5 separate regions of the Mus musculus genome follow, and all the other regions are linked to region 1. The links are chromatin loops, found by intact Hi-C in ENCODE. Cell type or tissue: gastrocnemius. All regions are shown on one strand. Region 1 holds the start of Gpc4 (glypican 4). Region 2 overlaps Gpc3 (glypican 3). Region 3 overlaps Gpc3 (glypican 3). Region 4 has its middle 73 kb from the start of Gpc4. Region 5 has its middle 100 kb from the start of Gpc4.

Evidence for each region. Hi-C counts contacts between places; a loop is a spot of excess contacts. Peaks named below come from ENCODE experiments on the same cell type or tissue, not always from the same donor. Only the 100,000 strongest peaks of a DNase experiment are listed, where the experiment ranks them.
Region 2: a loop joins it to region 1, with 1.8 times the contacts of the local background. A loop is called at or near these places in 4 of 42 quality-filtered maps.
Region 3: a loop joins it to region 1, with 3.0 times the contacts of the local background. A loop is called at or near these places in 5 of 42 quality-filtered maps.
Region 4: it touches region 1 in a loop (2.6-fold over the local background); 2 of 42 quality-filtered maps call a loop at or near these places.
Region 5: it touches region 1 in a loop (2.2-fold over the local background); 6 of 42 quality-filtered maps call a loop at or near these places.

What each region holds. Positions count from the first base shown.
Region 1 is chrX:52,162,923-52,167,922 of GRCm38, forward strand. It overlaps Gpc4 (glypican 4), which reads right to left and starts at 2,001. Exons shown (of 9, transcript NM_008150.2): 1 at 1,694-2,001. The coding sequence starts at 1,853. In gastrocnemius, a CTCF peak has its summit at 2,586; DNase peaks (open chromatin) are centred at 699, 1,527, 2,120, 2,445 and 1 more place; H3K4me3 peaks cover 2,872 bases; H3K27ac peaks cover 2,753 bases.
Region 2 is chrX:52,276,011-52,281,010 of GRCm38, forward strand. The region is part of intron 7 of Gpc3 (glypican 3); the gene reads right to left. Among named protein-coding and RNA genes, the nearest start is that of Mir6384, 100 kb to the right of the region's middle. In gastrocnemius, no CTCF peak of the experiment used is centred here; a DNase peak (open chromatin) is centred at 3,101.
Region 3 is chrX:52,344,713-52,349,712 of GRCm38, forward strand. The region is part of intron 6 of Gpc3 (glypican 3); the gene reads right to left. Among named protein-coding and RNA genes, the nearest start is that of Mir6384, 31 kb to the right of the region's middle. In gastrocnemius, no CTCF peak of the experiment used is centred here; no DNase peak of the experiment used is centred here.
Region 4 is chrX:52,235,263-52,240,262 of GRCm38, forward strand. No RefSeq gene overlaps it. Among named protein-coding and RNA genes, the nearest start is that of Gpc4, 73 kb to the left of the region's middle. In gastrocnemius, no CTCF peak of the experiment used is centred here; no DNase peak of the experiment used is centred here; H3K27ac peaks cover 361 bases.
Region 5 is chrX:52,266,310-52,271,309 of GRCm38, forward strand. No RefSeq gene overlaps it. Among named protein-coding and RNA genes, the nearest start is that of Gpc4, 100 kb to the left of the region's middle. In gastrocnemius, no CTCF peak of the experiment used is centred here; a DNase peak (open chromatin) is centred at 2,783.

The sequences.
Region 1 (5,000 bases):
ACAACTGTAACCTTCACGCCAATCATCTCTGAAGCACCCAGGCTCGAGCCGTGCAGGGCACAAAGACCTCAGGTCTGACCTGCAGAGCTCCCAAGCTTCTGCGGCTGCCGGTTCAATTCTCTTTTGCTGGCAGGGCAGGAGGAAGAGGGAAAAGAAAGGGGGCTTTTCAGAGCTCTACAACCAATAAAATCATGAGTCTGGGAGGACATACTTGAGTTCCCAAAAAGACAGGCAGCTGAAGGGCAAACAGCCTTTCATCAGTAGCCTGTGAGTTACTTGACAACTGCCAAGGTGCAGTGGACGCCTGGGCTACTACCAACAATTTCTTCAGTTCTATTTCTAGATGGAGCCCGATTACACTCTGAAAGTACCCAGCCACTTCCCTCAATTACTTTTGTAGTTTATATGTAATTGATGACCACACTTAATCTCCGAGGTTATTAATAGCCTTCCAAAAGATGACCCCCAAGTCTTCTAAAGCTTTTGGAAGCGCCTGGTTAAAATTACAGTATTTCCTTTGCTGGCTGCTGGCCCCCTGCCTGCCCCACCCGGGCAACCAGTACAGCGAGGCAAAGGCGCACTCTGCACACTTCCATGAATGGTTCGGAATGGAGATTTGGCCTTCGGGGCTCGAATCTCTAACGCCTCCGTTAGGTTAAGCTGGCCAAAAGCCAGTTAGATTCGTAGCTCCTTCAGAGTCTCCAGGGTGAACAAGCTACCTGTGCCGTTTCGGCCGCCAGCCCGCAGGGCTGTGCGCAACAGTTGGCGGCTTCAAAAATCTAGTACAACAGGGAAGGAGGACTAGCCCAGGCACTGCCACCAGCGGGCCTGGAGACCTCGGGAGCAGGAGGGGAGGGCATACCTGATGCAGCCTCCCCAGCGCTCTAGGAGGACTTCCCCCAAATACCATACACAACCCCCCGCAACCCCCCCAGCGCTGAAATCCGGTGAACTTTTTCAGAGGCAAAGCCATCTTCATTTGCATAACCATCTCCAAACTGAGATTTAGGTTTCCTGTAATCAGTCCTTTCAAAGGTCTGTAATTGAAAGTGCAATTAACCCTTAAAATGAGGTGAGAAAAGAGAAAAGGAAGGGAAATACCCGTTTTATCCAACACCTTCCGGAAAGCTGGAGACTTCCCAAAAGTCGGGATTTGAAGGAGTAAGAAGAGTTCGCTTTTTAAAGGTGACTTCTAAAGCCCTTGCAGCTCCTAAAAACTAAACCGTGTCAGCGGTGGAAGAGAGGCGGCGGGGAGAGGAATTTTAGGAGACCGTCAATGAGCGGCTCATTCAAGTCTCACGTTTTGCGCCCCTAGGAATCTGCAAACTCCAGGAGGTTCCCCACCCCGCCCCCACTCGGCCTCGTCGTCACCCACACAACAAAGCGGGGAACCCAGTAAAGAATTCAACCCGGAAAAGGCGAGAGAGCCCAAGCCACGCACGTTGAGGGCCAGAGTCCCTAGTGGCTTCCCGGGAGTGAGAGGGCTGGGGTGGGGGGCAGCAGCAAAGGACCTGGGTGGCACTGAATAAACCGGCGGCGCCCCTCCACTCGCGGTGCCCGCTCAAAGCCGGGGCTGGCTCTCCTGCCTGCCCGTTTCTCCCTCTCGGCTACCTGATGCGGCGTGGGGGGGGGCGCCCCTTTTCCCGGGGTGCCCACCGCTCGGTAATGGGGAGAGTGCAGGATTCCCACCTACCGTTGATCTCATAGAGGGGGGCATCATTCTTGTTGAAGCCTTTGGACACGTAGAGACGTCGCACTTCCGAGCAACTTTTCGACTTGAGCTCCGCAGCCAGCAGCGAGGCGCTGAGCGCGGCCAGGGTGCAGAGGAGCGCGAGCAAGCCTAAGCGTGCCATGGTGCGGACCCTGACGGACGCGCTCCCACCTTTAGGGGACAGAATGAGACCCGATGGAAAGCAGCGCTGCGGAGCGGGCGGAGAGGCGCGGAGTGAACACTCACGAGCGGAGCGAGAACCGGGGAGTTGAAGTTGGTAGTGAAGGAGGAGGAGGAGGAGGAGGAGGAGGGCAGGAGGAGGAGACGCGGGCGAAAAGTGGAGCTGGGCCTCGAGTCAGGCAACGGTCCCCGGTGCCAGGCGCCCAGCCGGGGTGCGGTACGAGGAAAAAGGCGTGGAATGGGCGCGGGACCCAAGGGACTAGGGAGAGGATCCGTGACCTCGGGACTCCGAAGGCTAGAGAACCCGGGCCAGCTAGCCAGGGGCGGAGGGGCTCAGGGAAGGAAGGGAAGGTGGCAGGCGTCGCAGAAGAGCAGAGTGTGGGCGGCGTCGGCGGGCGATCGCTGGCGCGGGGCTTCAGCCACCCGGCGCTGCTCCGCTCACCCAGCCCGGCTCAGCTCACTGCCCTCGGCCGCACGGCTGTGCCCTTCTCAGCTCTGCCGCTGATTGACTGGCCCGGCTCGCACAGCGAGGCTCCGCAAACTTGGCCAAGCGGGGCGGCCCTAAGGGAGGGAGGGGGCGGGCATGAGGGGGGGGGCGAGCCCGAGACAGGCGGGAGCACGCAGGGCCGGGCCGGGAGAAAACCTGGAAGCTGGGTTGGATCTGGAGCGGGCCAAATCCACTTCCTAGGGGGCCCGCACGGGGCGCGCGGCGCTCCCTCTTGCGACACGCCCTGCTGGGCTCCTCCCTCCTGCCCTCCTCTTCAGAGGCGGGGAACCTGCCCCCCGCCCCCCCCCCCAGCAAGAGAGGAAAGGGCAGTTTCTTCCCGCTTAAGGGGCCAAGTCTCAAGAGATCCTGGTGATCTGGATCTTGGGGCCTTGAGCCCCTGTCTGAGCCACAAGCCTTTCTCCACAGCCACTTGACAGGCTATCCCCATGGGCCTGAGCAGCACTTAGCCCTCCAGCCCCAATACCAGCCTCGCTGCTTCTACCCAGCATCCAGGGCCACTTCTAACCAACACCTGGGCAAGGAAGGCACACTCACATACTGGCATTGCTTTGATCCAAACAACGCGGGGTGGGGGCCGGGGGACCTGGAACTCACAGCTGGGCTGAGAGGCTCACCTAGCCCCCCTTGACCCATCACAGTGTTCCCCCAAGAGCACAAGCTAGCCCCTAACTCTAGCAATCATCTTCTCACCTGCTTCATCCCCACACACTGTTCAACGCACGCTCACACCCTAAGTTCTGCAATAAATATACACAAACTCTGAAACTGACCAGAAAACAATCACTGAACCTCAAGGAGATGGAGCTAAATCAAGGTTGCTCAGAAAAACTTTTGGCCCCACACTGCCCTGTGTAGGGTATAGGAATTGACACCCCACAGAAAGAAAGAAACGCTAAGAATTAGCACTCACCTAAGGTCAATGTGTCCAAAGTCCCAAGACTCTTGAATGAAAAGACTCTAGTGGTGGCAGGGAATGACAGCCCAGTATTTCCAATTCTTCCCGTTCTACATTTAGTCACAAGAAAAACTGGGAATGGGTGAGTCTTCCCACCTTCCAAGCTTTGTCAGATTCCATTAATGAGTGTTTTTGAAGCTCCCAGGGCTCCTTTAATGAAGGGAACCGTGCAGATTGTGAACTTGTCATTACTGTTGTTATTGTTACAATCTGCTTTAAGAGCTCAGGGTGAGAAGTGCCTCAGACACTTCGGGAGTGTGCTGGGAACTGGGCAGATGAAAAGGGCTGGAGCTTATTATTTGGCTAGACTCTCAATTCCCATAAAATTACATAGGGTGAAGATACGAACCATCATTACAATTATCGCCCTCAGAGGGTTTGTGGAGACTTCCTCCACTGTTCTTTGGAAACCGTGCTGACATGGTTGGAGGTGAGGAGCTGTGGAGGGTGTTTTGAATGCCCACTGCAGACTCCTCTTCAATATATTAACTCTTGCAGAGCAGTAGCATGAACAGACACACTGTGACCTGTCTGTAAGTAGGACTTCCAATTTCTTTTCTGTTTGTTTGTTTGTTTGTTTGTGGTAGAGTTTTCTCCCTCCCTGTAGCCCTGGCTGTTCTGGAACTCTGTAGACCAGGCTGGCCTTGAACTCAGACATCCACTGGGCTCAGGCTCTCAAGTGCTGATATTTAAGGCCTGCGCCACCACACCCAGCTGTGACTTAAAATTTTTTATGTCTGGCAACACATTTAATTTATGCACACTCAGCTCCATTGAATTCAAGGAACTTTTAAATAATCCAGGTAATCCTTAAACTGCTAACCATGAGGTCCTCCTGGCACTGCTAGCGCTTAGCACAGCACCTTAACATCCACTGATGCATACATAAAGATATTCCTCAGCAAGGGAAATATGATCTGAGATGCGACCAACATTAATAGTAAAATGAAATTCCAAACTGGGTATATGATACACACCTGTAATTCCAGAAGGTATAGGCAGGAAAATCAAGACTTCAAGACCAGCCTCAGGGACATAAGGAATTTGTAGCTAGCCTGGGCTACATATGAGCCTCTTTCAAAATAAAGAAAAATAAAATAAATCTCTGACAATGAAAGAGAAAGGGATTTTCCTAACGTATAAAAGGACCACATTGGAACATTGCCTCCCACAGCAAGAGGAACTCATTTTTGCCCCCCTCAAGTCACTGATGCTCTTCCTTTTAGTGTATTATTAACCAAAACTTGAGCCTTTTCTACCAGAAACAGTAACCTCTGGCTACAGGCAGATCTGGACAAGTCTGAACTTTACCAGGGAAGGCAGGAACCCCAAGCCCTGCTCAGAGGCGGTTCCCACTTCAAAGCCTCCTTTCATTTAAATACAAACAGGGTGAACAACTGGCAATCTATGAAACAAATATCACCCAGATGGAAGCTTTTCAGATGGCCCTAGCTCCTGATGCTCTCCCCTCCCCCTCCCTGGCTCACCAAAGGAGGCTGGAGAAGCACCTTCACCAGGGTTGGAAGAATGCGGAGAGTTTTCAAACTGTTAAACTTCGCATGACTGTGGATTGGTTTTCACGTTTGTTTCTTATTATTATGGTAAAGACTACATAAAATTTACCATTTTAGCCATATATAGATATA
Region 2 (5,000 bases), 110 kb after region 1:
TATATATATATATATATACACACATACATACATACATATATATGTGTGTGTCACATGAATGCTTGGTGCTATGGAGGTTAGAAGAAGTGATTGGATCCCCTGAAACTGGAGTTATGGATGGTTATGAAGTGCTATGTGGGTACTGGGAATTGAATCCAAGTCCTCTGAAAGAACAAGAGCTCTTATTGCCGAGTCATCTCTTTAACCCACCCTACTGCTTCTTGAAAAACTCTGGATACCAAATATGTGGCAGGACAAAGGAGTAATAGATTCTCACTAAAAACCAAACCAAACCAAACCAAACCAAAAACCTCAATTGTTGAGTATATATCACAAAAGGGAACTTCCAAAGCATGACAAGAGGCATAGTTTCCACAAGTTCACCATGTGTCTGATTAAGAAACCTTGTTAAACTCTATAGGATATTGCAGGGAGTTCTTGATTTAGGGAGCTGACATGGAAATTATCAGTTCTGTTTCCCAAGAAATGAGTAATGATGGCTAAGGCCATGAGATCCCAGGCGTACATTTAGGCCACCAAATGGCCTCCAGGAACATCCTTATCTAAATTATGGCTAGAGATTGTTCGAAGCTCTCCTTTCGGCAGGAAGAGATGTCTATCACTCAATCCCTCAGTGCGGTGCCTGAGGTGTAAACTGACAGGAAGCCCAGCAAAGGCACACTCTGTGCTAGGGCCACTGCCACAAGGATTAGAGCTGAAAGAGGTATCTGAGAAGAATAAGGAAGTATTATGGGAGACAGAGAAAATAGGATCTTGGTCACAGATAAATAAGGACATTCCTGGAGGCAAGAAACAGAATCCAATTTCATTTAACAACAATGCTATCTTATGTATGGTGTCCCCAGGAGTTAGCAAAAGAAGGAAGGAAGATTTAGCTAGTCCTTCAAGGAATCCCATACTTCGGCAAGAGCACCACACCCATAGATAAACCAGATAGACATTCCTTAGATCACAGAGAGGGTTCATAGGAAGACAGTAGCAAATTACCAAGAGGATCGATAACAAACCTAAAGGGAAGTAGCTAGGATGATTTCTTAAGCCAACTTGGCTATCTCCATTAGGAGATGTGTGATGACCCACAGCAGGGCTCAAGAACTGAGATTGGAGGCAGTGGATTTTCAGTAAGACCATGTGGCTTAGGAATGCAACAACAATTGTGAATGCAGCAGGAAGGGCCGTCCCACAGTTTCTAAGGCAGAACCTGTACAATTTGATCTCTGTGCTTAGAAAGATCCCAGTTATCAGTGTGAAGCACAGCCCTAAGCCAGAATGACTCAGATATCTTGTCCTGACGAAATAAGAAGCCTGTGGGAACAGGAGCTGGGGATCAGTGAATAGCACATATTTAAAAAAAAAAAAAAGTCTACGAAAAACCAAACCTACACCAAAGGGAAACAACTAGGTTTTACGATAAACCAAACATATTCTGAGAAACACCACAAACTATTTTATTTGAAATCACTCATATTTTTCAGTGATTTTTTTCAGCCTATTTTTTCATCATGTTAAGTGTATGTTTTGAAGGGATCATAAATTGCTTTTCTCTTGGAGTGGTTCTTCTGTGAGAACCTTTTGGGCCAGCAAGGAGACTCCCCCCACCCCCCCAGCTTCATCTAAAAATCTGTTTCTATTTGTAATCAGTTTAACGATGCCCAGGGGGTAGACCCAACTATCTGTACTAATTACACACTCAGCCAGGACTCTTATTTTGCCTCAGTGGCCTTTGTGTTGTAGATTAGATGATCCATTTAAAATAACAGTCAGTCATTAGGGGCTGCCTGTTGTTTGTGTTGGAAAGCTTTTCTGCACTGGGCAAAGCTCTGAAAGGAGAGTCCTCTATTCCTGGTTATTGAAAATCTCCTCCTGGAATCCCCAAGGAGTCTTTACTATCCCCTGGGGTCTGGAACTCTAGATTCCAGGCCTTCCCACTTCACCTCTGACAAGGCATTTCCTACTTAAAGCTTCAGTTGCCCTATATGTCAAATCACGGTGCTGAACTGGTGACCCGTACATTTCCTTCCAGTTTTATTTTTCTGGTTTCGAGGCCCTTGGGACCTGGAAAAGGAGTATAGTCTGTTGCAGGCTGGAATCATTCCTTTATTCTTAAGAGCCAAGGCGGCCTCTTCCAACAGAGCTTCCCCATAGCAGGGTCAATCAGTTATTTCACCGTGGATATTTCTCTAGCAATCATCAGCTACGGAAGCTCTGGCCTCTTGAGTGTCCTAGTCTTGGATGAGAGACCCTGGCAATAAACAAATCCATGATGCACTGTTCTAGGTTTGTTTTTAACTCATGGTATAACACCCCCCACTAAAGCCACTGCCCACAAAGCTTTGGGGGAAAAGTTGCTGGGTTTGAAGGAGAGCCCCTCAAGCTTGCACAGGCAGTGGAGGAGAGGGATTTGGTGGCCAAGAAGGTCAGTCTTGGGATTCTTTCAATGCCTCCGAGGGCTTGAGCATATAACAATGAGGAAATGCTCATCCTCTGAGGAAATGGGCATCAAGAAGTTGCTATGGGAACGTCACTTACACTGACGGTACAGGGCAGCTCTGGTTGCCCTCAAAATGGAGGGGGAGGGAGTAGGGCTGGAAAGATGTATCAGTGGTAAAGAGCACCAGTTGTTCTTCCAAAAGACCCGGTTCAATTCCCAGCACCCACATGGCAGCTCACAACTGTCTGTAACTCCAGTTCCAGGGGATCTAATACTCTCACACCAAAGCACATAAAATAAAATAAATTCTTTTTTAGAAATGGAAGGGGAGGAGGCTAAGAATGAGGCTCAGTTGTGAAAATGCTGGTCTCAAGCACACAGTCTCTAGCCCTGTGTAAACTGGGTGTGGTGGCCGATGACTGGAATCTCAGCACTTGGGAGGTGGAAGCAGGAAGATCAGAAGTTCAAGGTCGTCTTTGGCTGAAGACCCTGTCTTAAAGATAAAAATGGCAGGAAAGAGGATGCTACTGCTAAGCCAAGCATGGGGGTTTCTTCCTTGCCAAGCCTGTTCCAGCAGATGGCTTCAATCTGGCCCTAATATAGCAACAGAACAACACTGCCATCCATCCCTGTGTTTTCCATTTGCTGTGTACAGTTAAGACATGAGTATGTGAAACCTCAGGACATTGCCTGGCATACCCCAGAGGATAAAACTGGGGGCAATCTCCAAGGAAACGGCACTCATTGCAACACTGCTCACTTTGCTGCCCATTCACATGGGCATCCTGGGGCTCTGCCATTGGTTTCTGATTCCCAAACAGATCTTGGTTTCCTTGTCTTCTGAACCACAACAAAAGCCCCCTTCCTGCCACAGTAACTCCACCTCCTTTATGAACTTTCAGGAGTGAAATGGGTACTTGGGACTTGAAAGCAGAAGCAAGTGGCTCTGCAAATGAAGCCAGGCTCTCTGGAGGTCTGCATTTTCTTCTTCAGATGTGGGTAAACAGGCATACTTCAGGCCTTTGGCTTTTAATTCTTAAATGGGACCCCGTTAAGAACAGGCACATTTCACAGTGTATCTTATTGACTACACTATGAGCTGTCTATAATAAGTGAGCTGTCTAGTTTGCCTACTTGATAACTGACTATAAAACCTGGCAGTGATCTCATGGCCTCTTCTGGAACAGGGTTAGGCAGTTAAGTCTCCACTTCATGTTCTATTGCTAACTCCAGCCTGCAAGCATCCTCAGCTACAACAGTGGGGTGTTGAGAGAATACAGTAGATTGTCCCCATTCAGGGAGGCATGGTCTCTCTCATCATAGGCCTATTTTTCAAGCTGGGGTACAATATCTTCAGGTTACACTGCACTGGGCTATGGACATACTTCCCAGGGATGTAGCAGAATAAAAGTACACTGCTTTATAGTAAAACATTCAAGGCTGGGGCTGGAGAGATGGCTCAGTCATTAGGAACACTTTTTGTTCTTGCAGAGGACCTGGGTTTGGTTCTCAGTACATATATGGCAGCTAACAACACACTCTAACTCTGATTCTAGGATGACTCTGATACACTCTTGAGGCTTCTTTGGGCTTTTGTATGTACATTATAAATCTATATCTATATATTGAGGCAGGAATGCTCTCGCGTGCATGCATACACCACACACACACACACACACACACACACACACACACACACACACACACAAATACATTAATGAACCTAAAAAATTACCTTTTAAAGAACAGGTAAGATTGTATGATGGAGTAAGGGTGTCCTGAAAACTTCATCAAACATTGCTGACTGAGATAGCCCTTCAAATTAGGTTCCATATCCTCACAGGCAGAGGTTTGATGGTGCTCTTTGAAGCGCATACGGTGGAAAGGTCTTAAAGGCACTGTTAGGTGACCCAAGTCACCTGCTACCAAACAACATTCTGACTCAAATTCCAAAGCTGACTCAATACATTCTCTTCTATGGTGACTCCCTTGTCAGGAGAGCACACCAGTGGCTCTCAACTATGGCTCAGGCTGTTTAGGTTTCTAATATAAAATTGTTGCCAGGAATTTGAAACACCAACTGTGCTTTATTATTGTTTGGCAATTAAGAAATCGCTTAATCTTTTAGAAAACAGCAAATGGTTTTGTTACATAATCTATTATAACATAGGCCATTATTATACTTATTTGCATGTGTTATGAATCAAGTCATATCCCCAAAAGGAGACTAGCTCGACACTGGATACCTGGAGAGTAAGAGCAGGTGCTGGCTATCCCTCACCAATCTCAGAAGCCCTGTCACTACCTTCCTTCCTCAGGAATGGTATTACTACACTCTTCTCAGTGGCTGTCCCTTCCCCAAGAGTGCCTAAAGCCCTGGAAGAATCAGTTCATCAAAACATTTCCTTCACAGGGAGAACTTAATTTATCCTCAGGAAGTGACAGGACCAAGAGACAGGTGAAGAAGAGAGGCCTTTTACAGTTATTGTTCCTATTACTGTTATCATTAATTACTATGACTCTCTCAGAAGAAAACGTTTGCAACAAT
Region 3 (5,000 bases), 180 kb after region 1:
GGGCATTTTAATCTGCATAAGAAATTCCTATATTATTTAAAAGATGGGAGTAGGTGGATACGAGACAAACAAAACAAAACACACGTACACAAAACAACCAAAACAATAAAAAAACGGAGGAGATGTGGAAAAGCACTTTTAGCTAGAGAAGGTAGGAATCAAGGCAACGCAAAACCTCTATGACTTTTTGTACCAGAGAAAGAAGTTTTACACACACACACACACACACACACACACACACACACACAAAAGAAAATACATAAAGCAAACTAAGAATAGAAGTCAGGTTGGTGTTTATCGTGCTAAAAGTAAAGAAAGGGGAGAAAGAATGTAGGTTTCTAGAAGCCAAAGGTGGGGCTGACTTAGGGGGTTTTCTAGTCTTTGTGCCCAACATGGGACTCTTGGTGAAAAAAAGCAAGCCTGCATGTGCATAAATGGCACAGGGACATAACAGTATCTCAAAAAGACAGTGTTACCGAGAATAACTTTAAAGCATTTGGTGACTGGCTACAGAGGATAGAGTATAGGGCTAGTGACATAAATGATGATTTAATGTGAGTGGGACAGAGTAGGTCCTAGGTTGCAGGAATTATTACAGGACAAGCTGTCCTTCATGGATACTATACCCTGTAGCAAGCATGAGAAATCTGTGCAATAAGGGAGGGTGTGCCCAAGGTTTTATGTACTTACAAATAAGAATGCTTCTCAATTTCTACCTATCTACACATGAGGCATGAGTCACCCCAGGTCTTCAGGACCCAGGAAGACCAGAGTCTTAGAAATCAAAAGGGTGCATGAAGTTCTGTTTCATCTCAGCTGTTCAAGCCTCAACAAGTTAAGCTTGAAGTGCAAAGGAGCCAAGAAAATGAAAGTGCCTAGTACTCGGGCTTTGACAGACAGAGTAGGTTGCTTGGTATCATATTTGAAAGTGATAGAACAGGAGAGAGAAGAAGGCGTAGGACATGGCTTGATGTCTCTGTCAAAAATAAGAACCAGCATGCATTCTCCAAGTGAGAGTCAGAACAGAGAGAGGGGAGAGAAGACTGTGGGTTTTCCAGTCCTTACTGAGTTAAAGAGATTCTGAACAAATAGAACAGGGAACTCACAAGGAGGACATGGTACTATTCTAGAATATTTCTTAAGAAAGTGAAAAAAGGAGTACTCTAGATGACTTTATTATTGTTGTTGCTAATTGAGACAGTTTTCGCAGTCCAAGGCTGGTCTTGAACTCCCTGTGTAACCAAGAATGAACTTGAACTTTGGATCCTCCTGCTTCTACCTTCCAAGTGCTGGGGTTACAAGCGTGTGCTACCACACCTGGCTTTCTAGATGGCCTTTGGAAAGACCTAGAATATTCTATATATCAACTTTAAAATGCCCAATGTAAACAGTTCTTAATTTTGTGTTTTTGTTGTTGTTGTTTTTTGTTTTTTGGTTTTTTGTTTATCGAGACAGGGTTTCTCTGTATAGCCCTGGCTGTCCTGGAGCTCACTTTGTAGACCAGGCTGGCCTCGAACTCAGAAATCCGCCTGCCTCTGCCTCCTGAGTGCTGGGATTAAAGGCGTGCGCCACCAGGCCCGGCCAGTTCTTAATTTTTAATGGCAAAAAGGGTTCCCTATGTGTTCTCTTCCTCTCTGAACATGTCTATACATTTCCTTACCCCAAATTTACTATTTTTCCATGTGCAAAATATATCCACCTTGTCTCAATGTTTTTTAACTGCATCAACTCTAACTCCAAATAATCTCAAGTGCCATTAGCTCCCATCAATTGAAAATTATATCATCTAACTCAAAGATGGATGAGATTAAATACACGACATCATAGGGCAAGATCTGTGTGCTTCGAAAAGCAGATAACATGATCCATTTTCAGAATATGATAGCAGGGCAGGTGTTAGACAGAGACATTTTGTCCAAACAGGGAAATCGGTGGGTCAAAACTAGAACAAAATAATTCACTTATTCATACAAATATGTGTCACCCTACTATGTGTTTTAGGAGCACACAGCCCAGTGCTGAGTAGGAGGACAAATCTCCACCCTTACGGAAAGGCTGTAATCCAGCTCCCCTGCTACCCATCCCAAATACTTTGTTGGCCTTCTTAGCATCAGATCTGATCAGCAGGGCACAAGTGTGTGCTGAGGCAGAGAGAAGAGAGAGCCTGAGTGTTTGGTGAAAAGTCAGGTTAGGTTGGCTTGCTGTCTGCATATGCTTGAATAAAACAACAGGCAAGGTGCTGTATACCATGCTAGGGAAACAGAGCAAACTACAAGTAGCTGCTATAATTAGAAAAACACAGGACTTGCTTTCAAATAAGGAAATTTGTTCTAAAAAGGTATGGAGAAGGCAAACAGTCACTGCTTCCCTCTGGTTCCCCACGCCTCTTTGTGAGGCTGTCACGAAACACAGTAGTCTCTCCAACACATCTAAGCTCCCACAGTGGCAGCTGAAGAAAAACACGATAATCTCTCCCGATCTTTCTCACAGTTTTGGTAATTTTTGAGACTTCAGTGAATGGATGACACTCAACATTCAACATCCAAGGAGCCACTTTTAATTGGGATATTGACTAAAAAAAAAACGTGTAACAAATTGATTAAAGAGTAATAGTTAACACATTCATCAGGGAATCTAAATACCTCATTGTGAAAACTTCTTAAGGTTCAATGAGGGATAAATGTTTACAGGTACTAGGGTTTCCTTTTAACTGTGGGACCTGGAACAGCTACTGGTCTGGTTTGAGTGGGTTATGACATATACTACATTCTTCTGAGACCCACAGCACTGCCTATTCCAATCCTTATGTCCTGGCTAACAGGTAAAAAGTGACAGGGCCAAATTTAGAGACAAAGCAGTTCTCATTCCCTAGGCTATTCCACCAGGCAGTAGACTGGAAGGTTTAATAAATTTTCATGGCAGGCTTCACTTCCTTTCCTTGGAAACTCTTGCAAGATTAGCTGGATTGCTTGCTACCAATTTCTGCCCTCTAACCCCCACCTTCTCACCTACACTCAAGAATGGACATTACAAAACCCTGATCCCTGTCCATATCTTTCTCATGTTCCTATCCCTTCAGTGGCTGTCACTGTCAAAAGAGTACAACTCTGGATTCCTTCTTATGCTATCTATAGCCCCTGGCATTTTTGACACACCTTTTAAGTCTCATCTTTCACTCCCCACCTCTCTGCTACTCCAGCTTGTGGCCTCAGCTCTCTAGCCACATGTCTACTGATGTACTTTCATGTCTTTGAGCCACTGCTCATACCACATTCCTCTGCTGGGAAGATCCTCCCTTGCAATCATTATCTGCCAAAATTCTCCTTGTCTTTCAAAGCCTGGTTTAAAGGCTACCTATTTTTGAAGTCCTGTCTAATTCTCTCAGTAGAAATGAATCCTTCCCTTCTCAGGGTTAGCAGGACCTTATTTATGCTTCACTAATACAAGGCTAGGATAGTAGGATTGAAGATATGTCTCATCATCTACCTTGAAAGAGATCACGCTCAAGTGGTATCCATATGCTCATAGTGCTGGCATATAGTTGCTCAGTGTTGGATGAATGGATCCAAAAGATGATATATCTACATGAGATGACAGATGTGTATGTAGAGTGGATTCTGTATATCCTTATTAATGTACATATATAGCCAATCAAACTTAGCACCACATAAAACACAGATACCTAATACATAAAATAACTCCTAATATGACAGCCTGTATGTATAACCACACTTTACTATATGTTCTGCCTTATAGGCTTCATTTTGAAAGGGTCTCAAAGAAATGATTACCGCTTAAGTGACTTCCAAGAATGACAGGGAAGAACAGAGTCCATGCACCCAAGGAGAAGTTCATTTCGATGTTGAATCTTAACCTCTTAGAGTGAAAACCCGTAGCTTCAACAATTTGCACAGGAAGTTATCTGATGGCAAGTATTGATCAACCAATTTGCCACACAATAGTCCAGAAACCAACATAAATAAAAAGATATCAGCAGTAAGATCACCGCTTCCTGCTTCTGGGCTGGACATCTTTCAGCTCTCCACCTCCTTCAAGAATCCATACGCAGCAATAACGAACTGCCTCTAGCTTGGCTTAGGCTTTTGTATTAGCTCATTAATGAGTCTGGATTCCTTCCCCATTTTCCATGGTATCCCAGGCAGAGACAAAGACTCAGGCAGCAGGGGGCAGCTTTCCTTTTGCCTGATAACAAGTGCTCACTAGTCTCTGTCTGTAGTTAACAAATTCCGTAGGTCTTTGAAGGTAGAGCCCACAGAATGGGTCCGGCCTGCTCTAAGCTCTGCAATGCAAAACAGAGCTTCTCTGCAATTCAAATAGAGCTCAGGAATTCGGGCCTTAAGCAGTGTTCCCGGCATCTCTGACATCACCCCAACAGCTGAGAGTGATGGTGTCTTAAGGAAAGCTCAGTAGCCCCAAGCCTTGTAAATTCTTTCTGCTCTGCTGGCATGTGAAATGCACACACACTCACAAATACGTTGTATGCTTTTCCAAACCATTCTAAATACCTCCTGGTAGACATCTGCCAATAAGGATCCCATGGCAGCCACATTTTAAATATAGGAACCTCTCAACATCTTCAGCCAGAGAACAAAATGCAAAAGGAATGCAGATTAACTTGCCATGAACTTTATAGCTCTGAAGTCTATTTGATACTACTGTTCCATGAAAGGCCCTGGTAGGATGAAGATCAAAATGAGACTTCTGGATCATGTACTAAGATCCCTAAGCTGCACTCGGAAGGTAGCTTGCCTATTAATAGAGTATCTAATTTAGGGCAGAGTTCAAACTTGGGGGAAATCTAAAGAACTGATTTAAACACACACACACACACACACACACACACACACACACGCATCATGCATGCAGATACCGTCTATATTTCATTTATCAGCTTCATTTTCTCTTCAAGCACTTTGAGCCAAACTAAATTTTCAACAGTTAAAAAATCTGTTGGCTAGATACATTGTTTCCAAGAATCT
Region 4 (5,000 bases), 72 kb after region 1:
AATGGAGACAGAGGAAACTTGAATATATGGTTTGATGAGGCTGAGTGAGAATTAAATCCAGATTTATCACCGAAGAACACAAATTTTTCTTAGAAGAGGGTTTTTAAAAGAAATTTTCCTTTAAGTAGCTTTTTTTTTTGTATCAGCTTGGTGAATCAAAAGTATTTTCTCCAAGTGTGTTTGGATATATGTGGAGGCATACGGCAGACTTCTGGAACCTCAGGATGGTGCCTAATTATATCCAGCCTTGGCCAAGTTAAGTCAGGAGGGTATTCAGTCAGCAGGAAGGGACAGGTTAGGCTGGGACATTTAGTAAGTTGTTAAGCATTTTGAGGACAAATACTTATAGCCATCAAGTTGGGCAGCCCTGACAGAAAGGCAAATCTGAGGTTGGCCTATATTTCTTGCTCAGTCTGGAGTTGGCACAGTGAGCCATAGGGTAACTTATGGTGAAGAAAACATATCTCACATTGCCTCTGTTTTCTCAGGACCTCTGGAGTGTTCTGGTATCTTCCTTGATGTTTGGGTCTGGGGTGAGCATGGTCATCTGTTCTCAGGAGCTATAGTGTACAATTCATGGTTGTTCCTCTTTTAGCTTAGAGATGTTTTAAGTGACTTAATGGCCCTGGTTCTCATTATCCTCTGATCCTCAACTGCCTAGACTTGCTCTGATAGGATCTGAGGCTTTCTTCTTACCTGTCCAACTCCAAACACATTTCTTTATTTGAGACAGAGTTTCTCTGTGTAGCCCTGGCTGTCCTGGAACTCAGTCTGTTGACCAGGCTGGCCTCAAACCAATTGGAGTTGCACTGCAAAAGAAGACTCTCAGACAAGCTAAGCTGTGAAAAAAAGAAAAAAGGTGCAGTGTCCAAGATGCAAAGAAGATTCTGTGAGACCAGACCAGCTGCCTGGGAGAAGCAGAAACCCATTAGGCATACTGAAAGAGGTTTAGACCTACTGATGCACGTGGAAAGGACTCTCTCCAACCTGTTGAGCTGCCTGCAGGCAGTGCACTGTGCTCCAGGTTCCCAGCTTTGTGAACTGTCACCCACGCTGGGGTGGACTTTGGTGATACAGCTGCCTCTGAGTCATTTCTGCTCCTGTAAGTAGCCCATCACCCATATTCCTGAAAGCAATACCAATAAAACTCATTGGTCCACCAAGTTGAATTTTGATGGTGTCTGTACTTTGGTCTGTTGTGGGCTTCCTGTCTGGGGTGAGTGGATAGGTGTGTTGTGTCTTCCCAAGAAAAGTCTAATCACCTAACAGATGAACATACTTCTGCCCTGGAGTCTGAAGACCTGAGTCTGAAGACCTGGCTTTGACTTATAGCAAAGGTTTGGTCAAATAACTTCCCTTCTTTTGGGCCTCAGTTTCTTCAACAAAATCAGAGATTAAGTTTGTCTGATTCTCCTTCCTTCCTTCCTTCCTTCCTTCCTTCCTTCCTTCCTTCCTTCCTTCCTTCCTTCCTCCCTCCCTCCCTCCCTCCCTCCCTCCCTCCCTCCCTTCCTTTCTTCCATTCATTATTTGAGACAGGGTCTCATGTATTCAGACAGGCTTTCAATCTGCTATGTAGCCAAATATAACCATAAACTTGATCTTTTTGCCTCCACCTTTAGTACTGAGATTAGAGGCACATGCCACAATACTTAGCTTATAGTTGGAACTCAGAGCTTCATTAATGCAAGGTAAATACTTTATTAAGTGAGATAATCCCTAGCCCCTGTTTCCCTTTCTCTCAATTTTATACTTTTCTGTCTCCAGTTTCTCATTATCTTCGTCTTCCATTTTGTTTGTTTGTTTATTTATTTATTTATTTATTTTGCTTTCTCTTAGGTTTTACTGGCTAATTCTTTTCTCTCATCTCCTTACATTTCCCAGTCTTCTTCGATTTTTACTTTTCTACTGAAGCTGTGCTACTCTCTAGACCCTTAATCCTATGTTCTCCCATGTTCTTCCTCTCTTACATAACGATCAGAAGGAATGGAGCATATTGATTGCTTCAAGTGTTAAAGTGTGCTTTTAAATGCTCTAGTTCAATCTGGGCCCAAGCAGGGTTCTATCACTTTTCCTTTCTTTCTTTCTATTTTGTTGTTGTTTTTTTTTGTTGTTGTTGTTTTTTGTTTTTTTGTTTTTTGTTTTTTCGAGACAGGGTTTCTCTGTATACCCCTGGCTGTCCTGGAGCTCACTTTGTAGACCAGGCTGGCCTCGAACTCAGAAATCTGCCTGCCTTTGCTGGGATTAAAGGCGTGCGCCACCATGCCCGGCTCACTTTTCCTTTCTTAAGCAGCAGTTACTGCTAATAGAATCCACTTCTTATCATTGTGCATGACCTACACAGGGCACTTGTTTTGTGGGTCAGTGGCCACATAGGAGAGGTTCCCTGCCCTTGACTGTGGCATCTGACCCACTTGGTTAGCACAGTCTGCAAGCAAGGCTTTGCTAAAAATAGAGAGCCTGGGTGAGGGCATCTTAGTATTTCTTAGGGCTTGCCTGATGAGTCTGTGAGGAGAGAAGGGAGTGGCTCATTTTTCTATATAAAGCACTGACCTTACACACATTTCTGCCTAGAGTTTTTATCTAAGAGAGAAACCCTTGTGTAACATTGTAGCAATCGGACCCTAGCTAAATCCATGAGACTTGTTGGGAACAATAGTTGGCCTTGGTGAAAAATTCACATGGGTCTCACTAGTTTTTTCTCATAATCTGGCTGGACTTGGAGCAGTGAATGTGCCCCAGGGTGAGCAATGGTGGCAAGCTGGGTTGCAAGAACCTACTACACAGTTGTGTGTTCACAAGCTGGAGACCTGCAGCCTCCAGGACCCACTCCATGCTTTACTCACAGAAACTTCAAAGCTCAACTTAGTTCCAGTGGGAATTTCAATTCTAGATTTAGTGACAAAATTTTGAGTCTCAATCTGAGAACCCCATCCTACCTATCTTTCTGTTTCTCAATTGAGATTTGCTCTAATTGTTCGGGGGGGGGGGTGGTCTCTCTTTCTGCCCCAAAGGAAATGATCATCTCTTTAGCATTACAGATTCTTTTATGTTTAATGATAGTTCTCAGTGCTTTTCTCCTCTAATGTCTGCTACATTTACAAATATTACCTTAGCATCCACAGGAAATCCGTTAGCTCTCCAGTCAGGTGACCGAATACTACAGTAGCCAATGAAGACTCTAAAGGAAGGAGGAGGAGGAGGAGGAGGAGGAGGAGGAGGAGGAGGAGGAGGAGGAGGAGTGTGGGCTACCCACCATAGCAAGAGTTTGTGTTCTACAGGGTCTGCTCAAATGATCAGATTCTCAAATGATACAGTTAAGATTCGTGCACATGAAACTGAAGAGATGGCTCAGTGGTTAAGGTTAAGAGCATCTGTTGCTGTTGCACAGGATCTGGGTTCAGTACCCTGCATCCACAAGTTGGCTCATAGTCATCCATTCCTCCAGTTCCAGGGATCAGATATCCTGTAATAGCCTCTGTGGGCAACAGGCATGAACATGGTACACATATGTAGACATAGGCAAAATATTTATACACATAAAAATAAGAATAATAACTTCAAAAATGTGCATGTGTGGATGGGGGACTCACAAACCTCCACTCCTAGATGGAGATCTATTAAGAGTTGTTAGCTTCTTCTAGAGGAAATTAAGGGTGTGGCTACTGGTAGGTTGACCAAGCTCCAGCAGGTGACCACATATCTGTGAATGTATGAGCAAGACAAATTTGACACTGAGTTTTAAAAAGACAGACAGAGAGATGGAGAGAAGCGCTCGCGGGGCGGGGGGAGGGGGGCAGAGAGACAGGAGAGACAGAGACAAAGAACACACAGAAGTTGGTAATGATGTGGTATGGATGGATCTGGGAGAAATAAAAAGATGAAATTGGCATGGATATGATCAAAATACATTGTATAAAATTCCCAAAGATTAATAAAAACATTATATTAAAATTTAAGGTCTGACTCCATGAGATGGACCTCATTCTTGACACTGCTCAAGTAGCTAAGAACCTGAGACTGGATAGGTCATGGGGCCAAGGGGGAAACCAAATACTATTGCTCTGCTTAAGGCTTGTAGTGACAAAATGATTACTAATGACATTAGGCTAAACTCAGATCTGTGCCTTCCTCAGCAATCACCAGAGAAGCTGCCTTCTACAATACATGGGAACAAATACAGAGACCCACAGCCAGACGACATTCAGAGAGTGAGAAATTTTGGAGCACTCATACCTAAATTGGATGTCTTCATCAAATCCTTCCCCTCAGGGTTCAGGCAGCCACGTGGAAGAGAAGGCAGAAAGAGTGTAAGAGCCAGAGGGGAGGGAGGACACCAAGATAACAGTGTTTTCCGGATAAAACAGAACTGAAGCCTGTATGAACTTGCAATCTCCATGGCAGCCAGGTGGGGTACCCAGTACAGAGATGGGGAAGTAGACACTGGCATGCATCCCTAACCAAGAAGCTATCAAAGTAGACACTGGCATACATCCCTAACCAGGAAACTATCTCCAATTGACAACTGCTCACAAAGGATAAGTTAGCTCTCCCCAAAAAAGTCTCACTGGATATACAAACCACACTTAAGAGCAGGCCCAATGCCCAGCAGTAGATGGTCAACACGAAATAAACTCAATGCTATTTTTGTAGAAGTTTTGTCTCATATTGCTTTGTTTGGACAACTTGTTTCTTATGCTTGTTTATTATGGTTTCTGATTTTGTATTTTTATAGGCTTTTGCTTTTTTGCATCTCTCTCTCTCTGTTTATTATGTTTTTTCTTTTCTTTTTTTATTATGGTTTGTTTGCCTGTTTGTTTCCTTTTTAAAGATAGAAAGAGAGGGCATAGAGTTGGAAAGGAACTAGAATAAGAGAAACTGTGATCTAAACATATTGTATGGATTATTTTTCAATAAAAATTATTCATGTTAGGTTGGCAGTTTTGCCTAGCATGTACAAAACACTGGGTTCCATGGCCGATACTGCACATCTTTAAATCTAG
Region 5 (5,000 bases), 100 kb after region 1:
GTAACTGCAGTTCCAGGGCATCTGGCACTTTTCTGGCCTCTGAGGACATCGCACATGCACATGGTGAACATACATACATGCAGGCAAAGCCGTCATTACAAATAAAGTAAAAATTAATAATAAAAAGTGTTATAGGGGCTGGCAACATGGCTCAGTCGATAGAGGACCTGCCTAGTGTGCACAGCGCTCTGGGTTTGATTCTCAGCAGCATATTAGCTGGGTGTTGTGGTGCAGGTCTGTAATCCCATCCATCACTTGGGAGGTAGATGCAGGAGGATAGAAAACTCCAGGTCACCCTCAACTATACACAGAGTTCAAGAGTAGCCTGAGTTATGTGAAACCTGTCTCAAAAAAAGAAATGGTAACAAAAGAAAACAAACCATCAAAAAATTAAAAAAAAATCCCTCATCCAAACATTAGTTACAAAATGAAGCTTCCACTGAGCAGACAGACACATCTAAAATTCTGAGTCAATGGATAAACTAGGTAGGAAGAAGCTCAGGCAACTTAAAGGTGCATTTATTTCGCCTGGGGTAAAACACATTTGTGCATTATCTCAACATGTCTCTTGAGGACCTTCTATGTCGAAGTCCCTGGAGATGAAATGGTTTTTCCTGAAACCCCGTGCCTTGTTTTCTATCTCATCCTCTCTCTCTTCGTCCCTTTTCATTTTGATTTTTTACAAACTTTCTTTTCCAGGTTACTTATTCTGTGTGAGCAGGAATAGGAACATTTGCCCCAGCATGAATTCTTTCCAATCATGGCCCCTGGGTTCACCACCATCACCCTTTTGAATGAGGAAGGTCTCCAGCTGCTTCTGCTGCTGCTAGGTGACTCGTAGCTCCTTGAGCTTTTGAAGGGCCATCCAGACCAATTTTCTTTCCAGCTTCTCCTTCTGGTGGAAGTTTCTGTCGTGGGCAGTGTCAAGGTAAATGGTGAGCCTAGATGCACTGGTTACCTCTGGATAGGCAATGTGAGCTGTACTAGCTGGTGGTAATGATATTTCCAGCCAGGTACCAAAGGATAGGGCTGGTAATGGGTTGCACTTTCTCATGTCCGGAGCTGTGGCTGTAGTAAGTAGGAAGAGCCTGTCCCACTGATGCCTGAGTAGGGTTGTCCCTGCCACCAGAGCCCGGAACAATATACATTATTAATTATTTATTTATTATTATGTTTGTTTGTTCTGATTTAGAGTGGCAGGGTTGGAACTCAGGGCCTTAATACATGATAACTAAGTACTCTCCCTCTGGATTATATCTCTCAGGGAACTGACTTTGTTCTATGGCTTTTTGAGGCAGGATCTTATGATGGTATGTGGGCAGACCTCCAACTCCTGATCCTTTAGCTTGACATTGCTGAGATCATAGGCACATGCTGTCATTCCTGGTCATTTTATGGTTTTACAATTTTTTCTTAAGCTTATTTGTTTTGTACACACACACACACACACACACACAGAGAGAGAGAGAGAGAGAGAGAGAGAGAGAGGGAGAGAGAGAGAGAGAGAGAGAGAGCGAGAGCAGAAATTAGAGGCCAACCTGAGGGTATCTGCTCTCTCTTTCCACCACGTGCATCCTGCGGATTAAGCTCAGATTATCAGGCTTGTTTTTAACATCTCTTTATGCTTTAGGGTCTACACAAGGCTCTTTGTTTCTAGTTGCTGCATAATGCTTCATGTGTGCTTCACTGCATATTGCAACTGTGCCTTATCCTGGGGACTTGCTTTGCCTCATCATAACCAGGAATGGAGCAATGAACCTTGTGTATAGTGCTCTACAGACTTGTGACATACTGTTTAGTCTAACTTTCCCCCCTCTACAAAGGACATTTTCTCCACGTTCCTCATGTTCCTTTACTTTACAAACTATCCAACTTCTGTGCTTTCTTCTATGCGTTCTTTGGGGATTGCACATTGCATGGACTGCATTCTTCTTCTTTGCCTATCACAGTCCTATGGCATAGGGTGTTTAGATTTTGTTGCAGTTCCCTATTTGAATCAGACAGTAGATGTGAAATCTGAAGAAGGTAGGGGTTAGATCTGCCATATTCTGTCTTTAGTATGTGATACGGCATATGCACAAAGTGTTACTCATAGTACTGGGGACATGAATACTGGATCCATCAGACACTTATTTGGTAGCAACTTCATGCCAACCCTTTACTTTATTAAAAAATAAAATCACATTTATTTCTTTAATGTATGAAGGGCATGCATGCCACAGTGTACAAGTAGAGAACAAATGGTGACTGTTGGGAGAGGGTCCTGGGGCTGGAAGTCACTGTCAGGCTTGGTGGCAGGCCTCTGTACCCACTAAGCCATCTGGCTGACCTCTGCTCTATTATCAATGTGTATCCTTCAAAGTTTCCATATACCTGTGAAAAAAAAGCAGTAAGACTATTTTATTGGCCCTTTGGCAAACCAAGCCAATTAGCTACATTCTAACTAGCACCACTGCTTTTTGAGTAGCCCCCTTGGAAGGCAATCATTATGCCAGGGAAAAGTATCCTCATGTTTTTTGGAACTTTTCTTTGAGGGGGAAAAAAAAACCCTTTCCTAATCCACAGAATATCTTTTGAATCTTCTGCGTGGGGGAAGGGGTTGTTTCTTGAAGGCAATCTGATTTTTGGAAACAGCTAAAAGCCACTTGGCAGCAGAGCTAGGGAATGAGGTGTGTGATCAAGCTGAAGAATATGACTATTGGCTCCAAGCAAGGTGCGAGCTTCAAGAAACAAGACTGATTTGCTTGTATGGCACACAAAGCGGCTCAGCAGGGCTTCCAGAGGAAGACTTCCAAACATGCTGAGGCCTTGGCAAGAAAATAATTTTACTACTACTACTACTACTACCCGCCATCACCACTAGTAACTGCACCCCTGCCCCACCCCCATGCACACCATGGTGGGGGGGCCCACAGGGATACTGTTTGATATATCATGTAGAGAAAATAAAATCTTTAGAATTTTGTTTTTGAAAACTAATAGTGGTTCTGGAACAGTGGTGCATACCTCCTCTCGGCACTGAGGAGGTCGAAGCAGATGGATCTCTGTGAGTTCAAGTCTAGCCTTGTCTACAAGGGGAGACAAATTCTCTCTCGAAAACAAGCAAGCAAGCAAGGCAACAAACAAGGAAAAGATGCAAGTATGAGATAGAAAGACATCGTTGGTAACCATTTCTCAAAGCTGTCTTGGTAGTTCAATTGTTCACAAGGTAATTTGTCTAGCATGGTATGAGGGACTAGAGATATAGCTCAGTTGCTATAATGCCTGCCTAATATTTATGAGGTCCAACATCACACAAAGTAGGTTTGCACATGCCTGTAACTTCCAGAACTCTGGGAGGAGGTGGCAGGAGAATTAGAAGTTTAAGTCATCCTCTATTACATAGTAAGTTCTAGGCTAAAATCATCCTCTATTACATAATGAGCTCTAGACTAGCCTAAAAGAGATCCTGTCTTAGTGTCAAAGTTCATGGTTTGCAAAGGAGGGCTCTGCATTCTTAGATCCCGAGCCTCTGTGGAAAGACAACACCCTCTCTTCTACTCTGTATAGTCTGTAGCTGCACCACAGGCACAGCAATGGGCCTAACAGGCCAACAGAACTACTGATCCATCTCGGCCTGGAAAAGGAAACATGTGCTTATGGGCTTTCTAAGACATGCTTAGAAAAGAACCAAAAAGAGGTATAACAATTATTGATGAAGGACAATCGTGAAAAGCCATTATTTTACCCTTAACTTCGTGTTCTTCTTTGTGGGAGAGCCAGATCAATGGGCTGACGTAACAGGAAGGGAGATGTAGACTCCACTGAAAAGGACTGGGTCACATTATGAGTTGTTTGTTAATATAATCCCAAGTGTTTGAATATACATCTATGGGGGGAGAAGAGAAAGTGACCAAACCATCAAATGTTTAACAGTAGGGGTGGGGGTGGTACTTGGTGGTAGAACGCTTACCTAGCCATTTGTGCAAGGTGCTGGGTTCATCTCCAGACCACATCTCCCTAATTAACAGTGGACACCAATGGCTGTGTCACTCAGCTTGCCATTATGGTAGCAAAATATCCGAGGTGATTAATGTTCATGATGCCTTGTCACGGAAACTTCATTTGCATGACTCTCAGAGTGGAGACATTTGTTACAGGAACAGAACATGGTTTCACAGCTACCAGTGTATTACTTTTGCTATTACTACTACAACTATTTTTTATTTTTACAATGACAGGGAAAGTTTTTAGATGACAACTGGGTTAAAGCCCTTCTTCTGGTCTGTTGTTGCTAGTGAATCAGGCTGCAAATCTAAGGAATGAACACTCTCAGTGTTCCATTTTCATAAATCCAGGACCAAAGGTTCTCACAAACCTCAAATTCAGAAGCAAGAGCAGCTTCATCCTCAAACTACCTCCAAAACAAAGGTAGTTTCTTGGTCTTTGTATCTCACCAACCATTGTGAACCGTGCACGTTATGTCAGAAAATAAAACCAGCAACGAGACAAAACCAGAACCTGTTTAGAAAAAGGCAAGTCCCACATCTCTAACTTGCATTTGCAGGCATTTCTGAAAGGGACAACGACAAGCGGGTATTGGAAAGTTATGCTCGGCAGGAGACTTACAGAAGAATGTTGGGGACAGCAGGAGTGAGGACTTAGATGGGAAGCTACGCTGTGATAAATAGTACCTTCTGCTTCCCCTGGTGACCTTCTACTCTGGGACTGAAGCTGGAGCTCCCGCGGGGAACTATTTCCCAGAATCAAAGAGAACTGCCCAACCTCTCCCTGCACCTCACCCTGGCTCTCTGTATTGACAGTAGCTGGTAGAAAAGCCACGTACAGAGCATTACATACATGATAAAAAAAGAAAAATGGCAAATTGGTTATTCCCAGAATTCTCTGGCAGCAGGAAGGCAATCAAAGTAAAATAGTAAGTGCCATGCGTGCTTAAGATGTTGTCTGTGAACAAAAATGGAGTGAAGTCAGAGTGCTGGGTCTACGATTCATGGAAGGAC